2 separate regions of the Mus musculus genome follow, and region 2 is linked to region 1. The links are chromatin loops, found by intact Hi-C in ENCODE. Cell type or tissue: heart. All regions are shown on one strand. Links, peaks and the distances in the headings refer to the core of each region. The heading gives the core; the rest is flanking DNA.

What was found. A loop is a pair of places that touch in the nucleus more often than their neighbours do. Peaks named below come from ENCODE experiments on the same cell type or tissue, not always from the same donor. Only the 100,000 strongest peaks of a DNase experiment are listed, where the experiment ranks them.
Region 2: a loop joins it to region 1, with 2.3 times the contacts of the local background. A loop is called at or near these places in 7 of 42 quality-filtered maps.

Annotation. Positions count from the first base shown.
Region 1 is chr8:110,486,808-110,492,191 of GRCm38, reverse strand. Hydin (HYDIN, axonemal central pair apparatus protein) reads right to left here. Exons shown (of 87, transcript NM_172916.2): 27 at 2,301-2,411; 28 at 1,394-1,603. Among named protein-coding and RNA genes, the nearest start is that of Gm21283, 13 kb to the left of the region's middle. In heart, for the core only: CTCF peaks have their summits at 2,659 (motif pointing left) and 4,374 (motif pointing left); no DNase peak of the experiment used is centred there.
Region 2 is chr8:110,601,861-110,607,244 of GRCm38, reverse strand. It overlaps Hydin (HYDIN, axonemal central pair apparatus protein), which reads right to left. Exons shown (of 87, transcript NM_172916.2): 85 at 3,853-4,083. Among named protein-coding and RNA genes, the nearest start is that of Vac14, 14 kb to the left of the region's middle. In heart, for the core only: a CTCF peak has its summit at 2,448; no DNase peak of the experiment used is centred there; H3K27me3 peaks cover 334 bases.

The DNA of each region.
Region 1 (5,384 bases), core at 243-5,242:
AACAAGGTGGGGAGGGGGAGGAGGAGGCTGAGGAGGATCTGAGAGGAGCTGGGTGAGGGGTGAATGGGATTAAAATACACTGTGTAAAATTCTCTAAGAATAAAACCATTATTAAAAAGACTCCAGGGGCTGGTGAGATGGCTCAGTGGGTTAGAGCACCCGACTGCTCTTCCGAAGGTCCGGAGTTCAAATCCCAGCAACCACATGGTGGCTCACAACCATCTGTAACAAGATCTGACGCCCTCTTCTGCAGTGTCTGAAGACAGCTACAGTGTACTTACATATAATAAATAAATCTTAAAAAAAAAGGCTTAGGACATCCTCAGTAAGTGATCTAATTGGGGACAGAGAAGGGAACTCTTGGTGACTGTCTACCTCGACCAGGGCAAAACACTGACTGGTGGGATGGCATCGCTGTCCACCCCCATCTCGTAGATGAGAGATGCTGAGGCTCAGAGAGATGAGGCAGGATTCCTAAGGTAATGGTGGGAATCCAGACAGGATAAGAAAACAAGACGAAAACCAAAATAAAACAAAACAGAACAAAAAACCCAGAACAACTACAACAACAAAACAGAAGTGTGCTCTTTTCTCAGCACTGCGCCGCTGGGATGAGCTGCCCAGGGGATGATGGGATAAAGATACACTTTCGGGAAAACTTATCTGACAACGACGCCTAAATGGGTCAGTACCGACTTGATCCCTTGCTTGGTATGTGTCTGTAGGCCAGAGGTACTGACGTTATGTGTCAGGGAGTCTGGTTTTGAAAAACTGAAACCCTGGGCCCAATGCTGGGTCCACTGAATCAGACCCCAGGTCCTTTATGTACTCCAGTATGGGCAGACTGCTGTAGTATTTAGGCATGGCAGCTGGGTGTCACTATGCATGCATGCAATCCTAGCCCTTGGGATGCGTAGGTGGGAGGATGAGGAGTTTGAGATTGTCCCTTGGCTACAACAGTGAAGGTTTGTGGTAAGCTGGGGGCTGCATGACACCCGGTCTTTCAAGATCAAAACCCAAAACATCGAAACAATTATCTAGGTAGGGCCTGTGGTGGGACTGGAGTGATTTGGAGTGGGACTGAGGTGGGTAACTTGGAAACGCTGCACGCTGAGGGTATGTGGGGTGTGTGGGATGGGGCAGCAAGAAAGCCTTGGAGCCTCTGACTGGAGGGGTGTGAGAAGCTAGTGCTAATGAGAGAGACAGAGGGACAGTAAGCAGCTTGTGATGCTGAAGTGGAGGAGGCACCGAGGGGAGCAAGAGAAAAAGACTGAAAACAGGGACTGGGGCAGGGAGCTGAATGTGGATGAATGGCCAGAGTCCTGAGGACCACAAGCCACGTTTGAGGCAAACCCAGAAACCCTCCCACCCCCCACCCCGATGTCTGCAGTACCTGCAATCCATAGTTAATGTCCTTCGTGTCAAAGGAGTAGTTGACCAGGGACGCCTCCCCCTTCAGTAGTACTTCATAGGTGGGCCCTCCTTCCACCTCACACAGAGCTTTGGCCCGGGCGATGATGTCACAGTGTCCATAGAAGGTAAACGATATCTGATGGCTGCTGTAGGGCCGCAGAACTCCGTAGAGAGGCAGAATGTCAAACACCTGCACAGAAAGGCATCCCACAAGGGACTGACTGTCAGGGTGACGGGGCTGCCGTGGGTGAGTTAAAACTCATTCTTGACTTGCATTCTTGTTTTTTATTAGGTATTTTCTTTATTTACATTTCCCTATACCCTTCCCTCCCTTCTCCCCAACCCCCCACCCCACTCCCAACCCACCCACTCCCACTTCCTGGCCCCAGCATTCCCCTGTACTAGGGCATATGATCTTCGAAAGACCAAGGGCCTCTCACCCCATTGATGGCTGACTAGGCCATCCTCTGCTACATATGCAACTAGATACATAGTTCTGGGGGGTACTGGTTAGTTCATTTTGTTGTTCCACCTATAGGGTTACAGACCCCTTCAGCTCCTTGGGTACTTTCTCTAGCTCCTCCATTGGGGACCCCGTGTTCCATCCAATAGATGACTGTGAGCATCCATTTCTGTATTTGCCAGGCACTGGCTTAGCCTCACAAGAGACAGCTATCGCAGGGTCCTGTCAGCAAAATCTTGCTGGCATATGCAATAGTGTCTGGGTTTGGTGGTTGTTTATGGGATGGACATTCTTGACTTTTGACTCTCGAGCCCGTGTGAAGGTGACAGTGGAAACGCTCCGGGTAGATGGCATTTTCCAATTTGGAGAAGGTGCTGGGAAGTGTCAGTGCTGGGTGACTGAGGACCTTGGGGTTATCACTTACTTCTTCTATTCCAATAGACAGCATCTCATCCTGTTCATAGATCCACATGCATTCTGGGTAGTCCGGCTGGCTCTGGCTTCTTTCCGTTCCCGCGGAGCTGTATTTTATCGCCTGGAAGTGACAGAGGGAAGAAAAGCTAGCAAGCACACGCCACGGCTCATCACTAATGCACACCTCTCCTTCCTTGTAAGAAGAAGGAAATATAGCGACTATGATGGTAAGAATGGAGCCTGTAGGAGATGGAGAGATAGCTCAGTGGCTAAGAGCAAAGGATTCTTGTTTGGTCCCCAGCACCCTTGCTGAGTGGCTCATGGGCATCTGTAACTCCAGCTTGAGTGCATCTGGCTCCCTCTTCTGGCCACCATGGGTACTGCATACATATGCATATGCCCACCCTAACACAAGACTAGGTAATTGAAAATACATTTTTTTTTAAAACCTGGACATTTTTTTTTCCTATGATGACACTTGGACAATGCTCAAAATGCATATATACGGACTTTATGGCAGAGTCATTTTTAACAGAGGAGTTCTGAAAGTAAGCTGTCTGCCCACCAGAAACAGCACACTTTAAACAGCATGTGTATGGCACCTCTCTTTCCACAGAGGATGACTCCATGTGTATTTGTGGACCAGGATCAATGCATACAACATGCCCTTGAGAGAAAAGGTGTGTTTCATTCTTGTGAGATTACAGAGGCCTCATGTGAGTCAGGCTCTGAAGGCATGAGTGGGTGGGTGGGTGTAAACTCACTCTGAGGCCTGAATGTGCAAAACCATTATCTGGGAGATTGCTAAGAATTTCAGTAGTATTTTCTTATGAATGGTGGGATTCAAAGGAGTCTTGTTCTGATATTTCTGTATTGCATGAATTTTCTGTGACAAGAGTCTCTGAAGATGGACATTGTTGAATATTCAGAAGACAAACGTGTGAAATGAAAAGGTAGGGAAAGATGTAAGGAAAGAAATTACAATCAATTAATAGTTTACAGTACTCATGCATGTATATGCATCTCTGTCCTGTGCGTATATGTTTGCCTACACCTCATGTGGTAGAATAGTCTTCACAAGCATCATTTAAAGTATTAAAAGTAGTTGGCACATATTCATGATGCAAAGGTAAGGTAGCAAAAAGGGTGTATGTGTTACAAAATAATACTTCCAGCAATATTCCTTACTCTTCAGTTTCAAACAGGTAACCACTGTTGCTTTATTTTTTTTGATAGACTCCATCTGATTATTGTCTTAATACGATGAACTTTTGAGAATTTATTTTAAACTATTTTCATGTGTATATGTGTGCATTTGAGAGTGGGTAAGTGCGCATCAGTGGAGGTTCCACAGAGACTGGAAGATGGCGCCAGATGCTCTGCAGCTGGAGTGACAGGTGCTGTGATTCTCCAGCTGTGGGAGCTGCGGGGCGTGTCCTCTGGAAGAGCAGGGCGAGCTTTTAACCTACTCTCCCGTCTTTACTTGACTAATGCTTACAGAAGTCATACTATGGACTAGTTCCAGGTACAAGGGATAAAATGGTGGACAGAACAGGAGAAAGAAAACCTCTGCCCTCATGACCCTGGTGCTTCTTGGCTATTCTGTGCATAAGCAAACACACACACACACACATACACACACACACACACACACACGCATGCACACACACACACATGCATGCACACACATACACACACACACACACACACACACACACACACACACACACGCACACGCACGCGCATGCACACGCACGCACGCACGCACGCACGCACGCCACCATTTAAAAGACATAGATTGCTGAGTCTGTGACCTGGACTGCTTGGTGCAGGCATCTCCTCACTGAAGTGGGAAAGGATAGTGGTTCCCACCACCAGAGACCGTGAGAATAAAGCTTACGAGTATGGGAAGTGTATTAGGTGCTCAATATGCGCTAGCTTTGGGGGCTGGAGAGATGGTGGCTCAGAAAGAGCGATAGCTGTTCTTACAGGGATCTGGGTTCTATTCCCAGCACCTGCCAGAGTGCTCATTACCATTTGTCCAGTTCTAGAGAATCTGATGCCCTCTTCTGGTCTCTGTGGGTACTGCATACATATGGTGCACATTTGCACACGCAGGCAAAAATTCATATATACGAATATATATTCACATATATGTATATATGTATATATATACACACATACACACATAATATTAAAAAGTAACCATTAGTTGTTGTTTTTATGTACTTCTGCCTTGACAGGAATGGTAGAGTACTATGTGTCCTTTTTTTTTTTTTTAACCTAGCATTCTTTATTTAATACGGAAGAACCTCTTTGCTTTTTATAATAGAACTCCTAGCACTGCCTTGTGCAGATGTAATTTGGTTTATTCAGTTAATCTCCTGTTGGCACAATTGTTTCCAAAATGTTCATGCTCTTATAAACAAAACGGTGATGTACAAGGCTAGTTTTAGCTTCACATAAGCACAGAGGCATATCTGGAGAGTAATTTAGAAGAGGAAGTATGCATTTTAAATATTGATACACCTGCCAAGTTACATGTCAAAGAGGCTACACCAATTTGCTCCTGCCTGTATGTATGAAAATCTCTGCTCATGCCTATTTTTTTGGCCACGACTCAATTTTAGCTTGGACGTATAGTAATTTATTTAGCATTTTTTCTAATTTCCTTTTTTTCCTCCTATTTCTAAGGTGCAAGAAGAAATATCTTTTTAGTGGAGAACTCTGTGTCTCCAGCCTATATACTGTCTCAGTCTATTATCCTAGAGGAAGTATTTAAGGGTGTGTATACTGTATAAGTGTGTGTGTGTGGGGGGATGTTACAGGTACGTGTGTGTATGGCAGTGAGAATGTGTGTGCACAGATGTATTGTGTACACATGTATTGTGCCTGTGCACATGTGTATACATGTATGTGGAGGCTAAATGTCAATGTTTACGTCTTGATCACTCTCTACCTAAGTCTTTAGAGATGGAGACTCCCACTGACCCTGGAGCTCAGCCATTCAGCTAGACTGTGGGGTTATACCTAACTACACACACACACACACACACACACACACACACACACACACACACACACAGTGCTGGGA
Region 2 (5,384 bases), core at 215-5,214, 120 kb before region 1:
AGAATGACTCAAATGCACTGCCAAAAAAGGAGGAGGTAAAATTGTAATGAAAGGTGTTGCTATGGTAAGGGAAAGAAAGGGGTTGTGATGGTTTGTATATGCTTGGTCCAGGGAGTGGCACTATTAGAAGGTGTGGCCCTGTTGGAGTAGGTATGGTCTTGTTGGAGTGGGTGAGGCCTTACTGGGGTGGGTGTGTCACTGTGGGCATGGCCTTTAAGACCCTTATCCTAGCTGCCTGGAAGCCAGTGTTCTGCTAGTAGCCTTCAGGTGAAGATGTAGAACTTAGCTCATCTCACACCATGCCTGCCTGAATGATGCTATGCTCCTGCCTTGATGATAATGGACTGAACCTGTAAGTCAGCCTCAATTAAATGTTGTCCTTGTAAGAGTTACCTTGGTTATGGTGTCTGTTCACAGCAGTAAGACCCTAAAAAGACAGGAGGTCTGAAAAAAAATGAATATAAAGCTCACACTAACTGATTCAAAATTAATTTACTGTTTGTGTGCACATGTGCAGAACTGATTCTCTGCTGGTTTGATCCTGGGATCCAAGGACCAAAACTCAAGTTGTCAGGCCCGTGTGTAAGAGCTTCTACCAACTGAGCCACTTTGCTGGCCCATTTTTGTTGTCTGCTTGTAGAAAAGAGTCTGTTAGAAGAGCTGGTTTTGGTGTTACATTTGGGGGAAATTGTATAGGACTTTAAACTTTCTATTTTATATACTTCTCTAAAGCTTGAAATGTTTTGCTGTGAGTAGCTATTGAAAAAAAAACACAAAACAAACACAGGCTGGGGAGAGGGCTCATCAGTTCAGAATGCAAACTGTTTGTCCAGAGGACCAGGGTTCAAGTCTCAGAACCCACGTCAGGTGGCTCTTATCTCCTTAGGGATCCAACAGCTCTAACCTTTTCAGGCACCTGTACTTCTGTGCACATGCCCACATGCAGACACGAATGTGCGCATCATTAAAATAATTAAGAAAGAAAAACAACTCTTACTGAAAAAAAATCAGAATGAAAGGGGTATCACTAAAGCCATAGATGTTTATCAAAAAGAACATAATACAGAAATAATTTTATAATACAAAGGGACGTGAAATAGACAAATGCAAAAAAAAAAAAACCAACAACAACAAAAAAAAAACAAATATAGTTTACCCTGGCATGCCTGAGCAAAGAGCATAGTCAAACTTTCTTTGCTCTGGCTACCTGAGAGCCTGAGATAGGAGGAGCACAAGATCAAAACCCGCCTAGGTTAGACAGTGAGTTCCAGGGCAGCCTAAGCAACTTAGAGAGACCCTGGCTCAAAAAAGCAGGGGTGAGGTGCGATGGGGAAACGGGTCTGTAGTTCAGTAGGACAAAGCTTTCCAGGAATGCACAAGGCTTGGGGTGGAAACCCCAGAGCTTCTAATTGTTTTCCTCCTTAAAGAAATTCCAGGCCAGGGCTGGGTAGAGATAAAGCAGAAGCACTTTGTCACTCTTGAGAATAGGCAGGGAAGGAGCATGCCTGCAAGCTTCTGTCTTGTCTACTCTGTTCTCTCTTGCAGGCTCGTCCTTTCCCTCACATCTTTCACTCTTGGGAAGTAGGCCATGTTGGAAAAGGCTCTAAGAAGAGGTCCACATGATGACTAATTGAGGCCCTAGCCAACTGCCCACAGGGAGCTAAAAGCCTTCCCAGAAACCACAAGTCCCAGTCTGGAAGCAGATTATCTAGTGTCTGGTGTGGGGAGACTAGATATTTGGATGACTGCCTGACTCTAGCCTCCTGAGAGACCCCTGAGCAAAGACCACCCAGCCAGGCTGCCACCGTGCAGGGAGCAAACGCTTGCTGCCTGACAAGATGCTAAATTGGAGAGTAATTTGTTATGGATCACCAGACAACAGATAAGTGATTCTTAGGATGATCTGTAGGTTCGATGGAATTCCATTAAAAAATCCCTGAGTTCTTTTCTTTGCCTTTATTTTTTTCTGAGCAACTTGGCCTCAAGATTTGCATAGAAATAAAGAGTCAAGAATAGCTGACATAATCCTGAATAGTAATAAGAGTATAAGCCATCACGAGAGTTAACGAGAGTTAACTCAGTGGCTGCAGCTTTACTTGCTGTCAACAAGCCCTTCTCTAAGCTGATGTGCATAAGACACATCAATTCCCTATTCCCAGAGATGGGAGATCAAGTAGGCTCAGAATAACAAGAGCAAGCTAACGTCTATAATGAAACAGAGAGTAAAGGCAACTTCAGACTCAAACGTTGGGAGAGCCAAATGACATGAACCTGGTGTCATTCTAGCTCCTGCTTGGTTGGGATCATCAACACTGAGAGCCAGAGAACCCAGCTCACCCCTTAACTGAGGGGATCCACGTGACCTGGAAACCTTGGTGGGATAATCTGACAAAGGCAGGGGAAGCTGGAGGACTGGTTTGTTTGACTCTGAGGTGCAGTCATAGAATTAGCCTAGTGGGGGCAGTAGAGAACATTTGATTACTCAAAAACTGAGAGGCTAGGACAAAAATAGGAAGATCATGAGTTTGAGGCCATCCTGGGTGACCCAGGGAGACACTGCCTCAGAGAAGCCAACCCAAACCCAACTTAAAGCAAAACACCATGGACAAGAACTGACCAATGGCTGGATCCTACTTCTGAAACAGCCCAGCTGGAGAGAAATCTCTGAGTAGAGCTTACTGGATCACACCAAAGACACAGGAGACAAAGGACAGATTAAACCCCACTGACAATGGGCAGGTGTGCAAAGGAAACTAAGTTAAATCCTGGAGGCAAAGGAAGAGGCTGGAGTAGTGAAGGGGACAAGGCAGAGCCGGACAAGAGCTGAGGAGGGACGTTAGAGCAGGGATTTCAATAACATTTAGACAGTGAATTTTGGAATGATAAACTGATAGGAAAGTCCATTTTCTCCCGGCTCATGTTCTCCTAACCACAGTCAGAGGTTTTGTGTGCCTCTCCAGAACATTCTGTGAATAAGCAAGTACAGCAACAAGTATAGAAGCATGCATATGTATGTGTGCATATAAATATGTTTGTGCTACATGTATATATGAGTGGGCATATATATGTGTGTGTATATGTGTATGTATATGTATTTATGTGTGTGTGCATGTATGCACATATAAAGATGTGTATGGTGCATGTGTGTATGCATGGGCACATGTATATATGTGTGCATATGTGTATGTATATGTATTTATGTGTGTGTACATGTGTGCACATATAAAGATGTGTGTGGTGCATGTGTATATGCATGGGCATGTGTATATATGTATGTGTGTGTACATTTGCATGCATGCATATAAATATGTGTATATGGTACATGTGTATAAAGTATGTATATGTATGTGTATGTTAATGTATGTATATGTATGCGTGTTTATATGTGTGTGTGTATTTTATCCTGATACTTTTCACACCTTGTTTTTCTTTGCACACTAAGATCCATGCTCCTTTGTATGTGTGTGTGTGTGAACTGGGGATCGAACTCAGGATACTCTGTGCATGCTGGGCAAGTGCCCAGCCACTAAGGTCCACTTCTAGCTCTGTGCTACTTTTATAATTAGCAAAAAAGATGTTTTCCCTTTGGTTTGAACAAGGTGAACAATCAATAGACAGAGTCATTTTATACAAGTCCATTGTACCTGTCCACACCAAAGCCACATGTCCCTAGTTCACATGAAGACTTTGGCTACAGAAGAAAGGAACACAAGGCTGCCTGTCCCTTGCCATTCTTCTTGCTTTCTACCAGGGCTGGCCCACACTTAAGCTAGGCAGAACACAGATCCAGAGGCTCCATGGGTAGAAGCCTCTGTCATAGCCCTTAAGGGTCCCCTGGCAGCCAGGGCCTACCTCAGAGTTTGGAGGCACAGCGAACTGGGAAGGCAGGCTAATGTCACTCAACTTGCATTCTGTTGAAAAGGTCACTGAGTAGGGCAGGGGGTTCTCCAACTTGATGGAGGCTGATACACTCTGGCGGACTGGGCTTGTCATCTGGATGGTTTTTATAATGCCAGAAGGGGTGACCCTGAAGCTCACAGTATAGTATAAGAACTCGTTGGTCACCTCGTTCCGGAAGATCACCTGCGTTCACAGGGTGAGTGGGAAGAAGCAGGGGGAGAGCAGAGGTTAGTCTAGGGTTCTCTGTCCATACCCAGGCTCCCCTGCTGCCTGGGAGCCTTGCTGGGCACATGATGTAAGGTAGGGTGTGGCATGACCTGCCAGTTTGATCCCTGCCAGGCATTCTTTCTCTTTAGGGTCTGTAGTCTGGCTTTTTTTTTTTTTTCTTTTCCTCGAGACAGGGTTTCTCTGTGTTGGCCTGGCTGTCCTGGAACTCACTCTGTAGACCAGCCTGGCCCCGAACTCAGAAATCTGCCTGCCTCTGCCTCCCAAGTGCTGGGATTAAAGGCATGCACCACCACGCCCGGCTTTAGAAGACCCTTTGGAGCAGCTTGGCCCATTGTTAGCATTTTGCCAGTAGGGGCAGCAAGGCAACCCCAAAGAACAAGCAAGACCTCAGCCCTTCAAGCTGGGGTGGGCTTCACGCCTATTGCTGTTGCGCCCAGAGCTGTCAGTGAGAATGACGTCACTGACAGACAGCATCTGGTGCTTGCTGGGGGATTAGTGCTTGCCCAGCTACACACGATCCCACAATGCATCTGCAACGCCATTGCCCCTTATAGACGTGGGAATGGAAGCGTAGCAAAGCTTAGTGTCTCGGCCAAGGTCACGTGTCCAAAGAAGTATCCTGCATGGAGAGATGTCCGGGCTCACCTGTGACTGCTCTACGCAGCCCTCTCCCCCTATGGCTGACTCTGGTCATCTGCCAAGATTCCTTTTCCCTGGAGAGAGGGGAAGCTGGGCCTGTGTGCTTGTTGGCCATTCATAAATAGAAACTTCAAACACATTTCTTTTGAGATGGGGTCTCATATAGCTCAGGTTAGTACCCAACTCCAGAGGCAGACCCCAAATGCCTACTCCTCCTGCCTCTACCTCCTAAGTGCTGGGATTTCAGGTATGTGACACCATGCCTGGATTTTATGCTGTTGATTTTGTAAAGAAGAGTCTACTCAAGCTTTTGCTCTTTTTAACACATTGAATCATCAATCTTATTATTACTAGGTGGCAATTTTATTTATACAGCCTGGCTTTTACATTCTCTCTCTCTCTCTCTTTCTTTCTCTCTCTCTCTCTTTTAAAAAGATTTATTTATTATTATACATAAGTACACTGTAGCTGACTTCAGATGCACCAGAAGAGGGCGTCAGATCTCATTATGGGTGGTTGTGAGCCACCATGTGGTTGCTGGAATTTGAACTCAGGACCTTTGGGGGAGCAGTCAGTGCTCTTACCCACTGAGCCATTTCACCAGCCCCCTTACATAC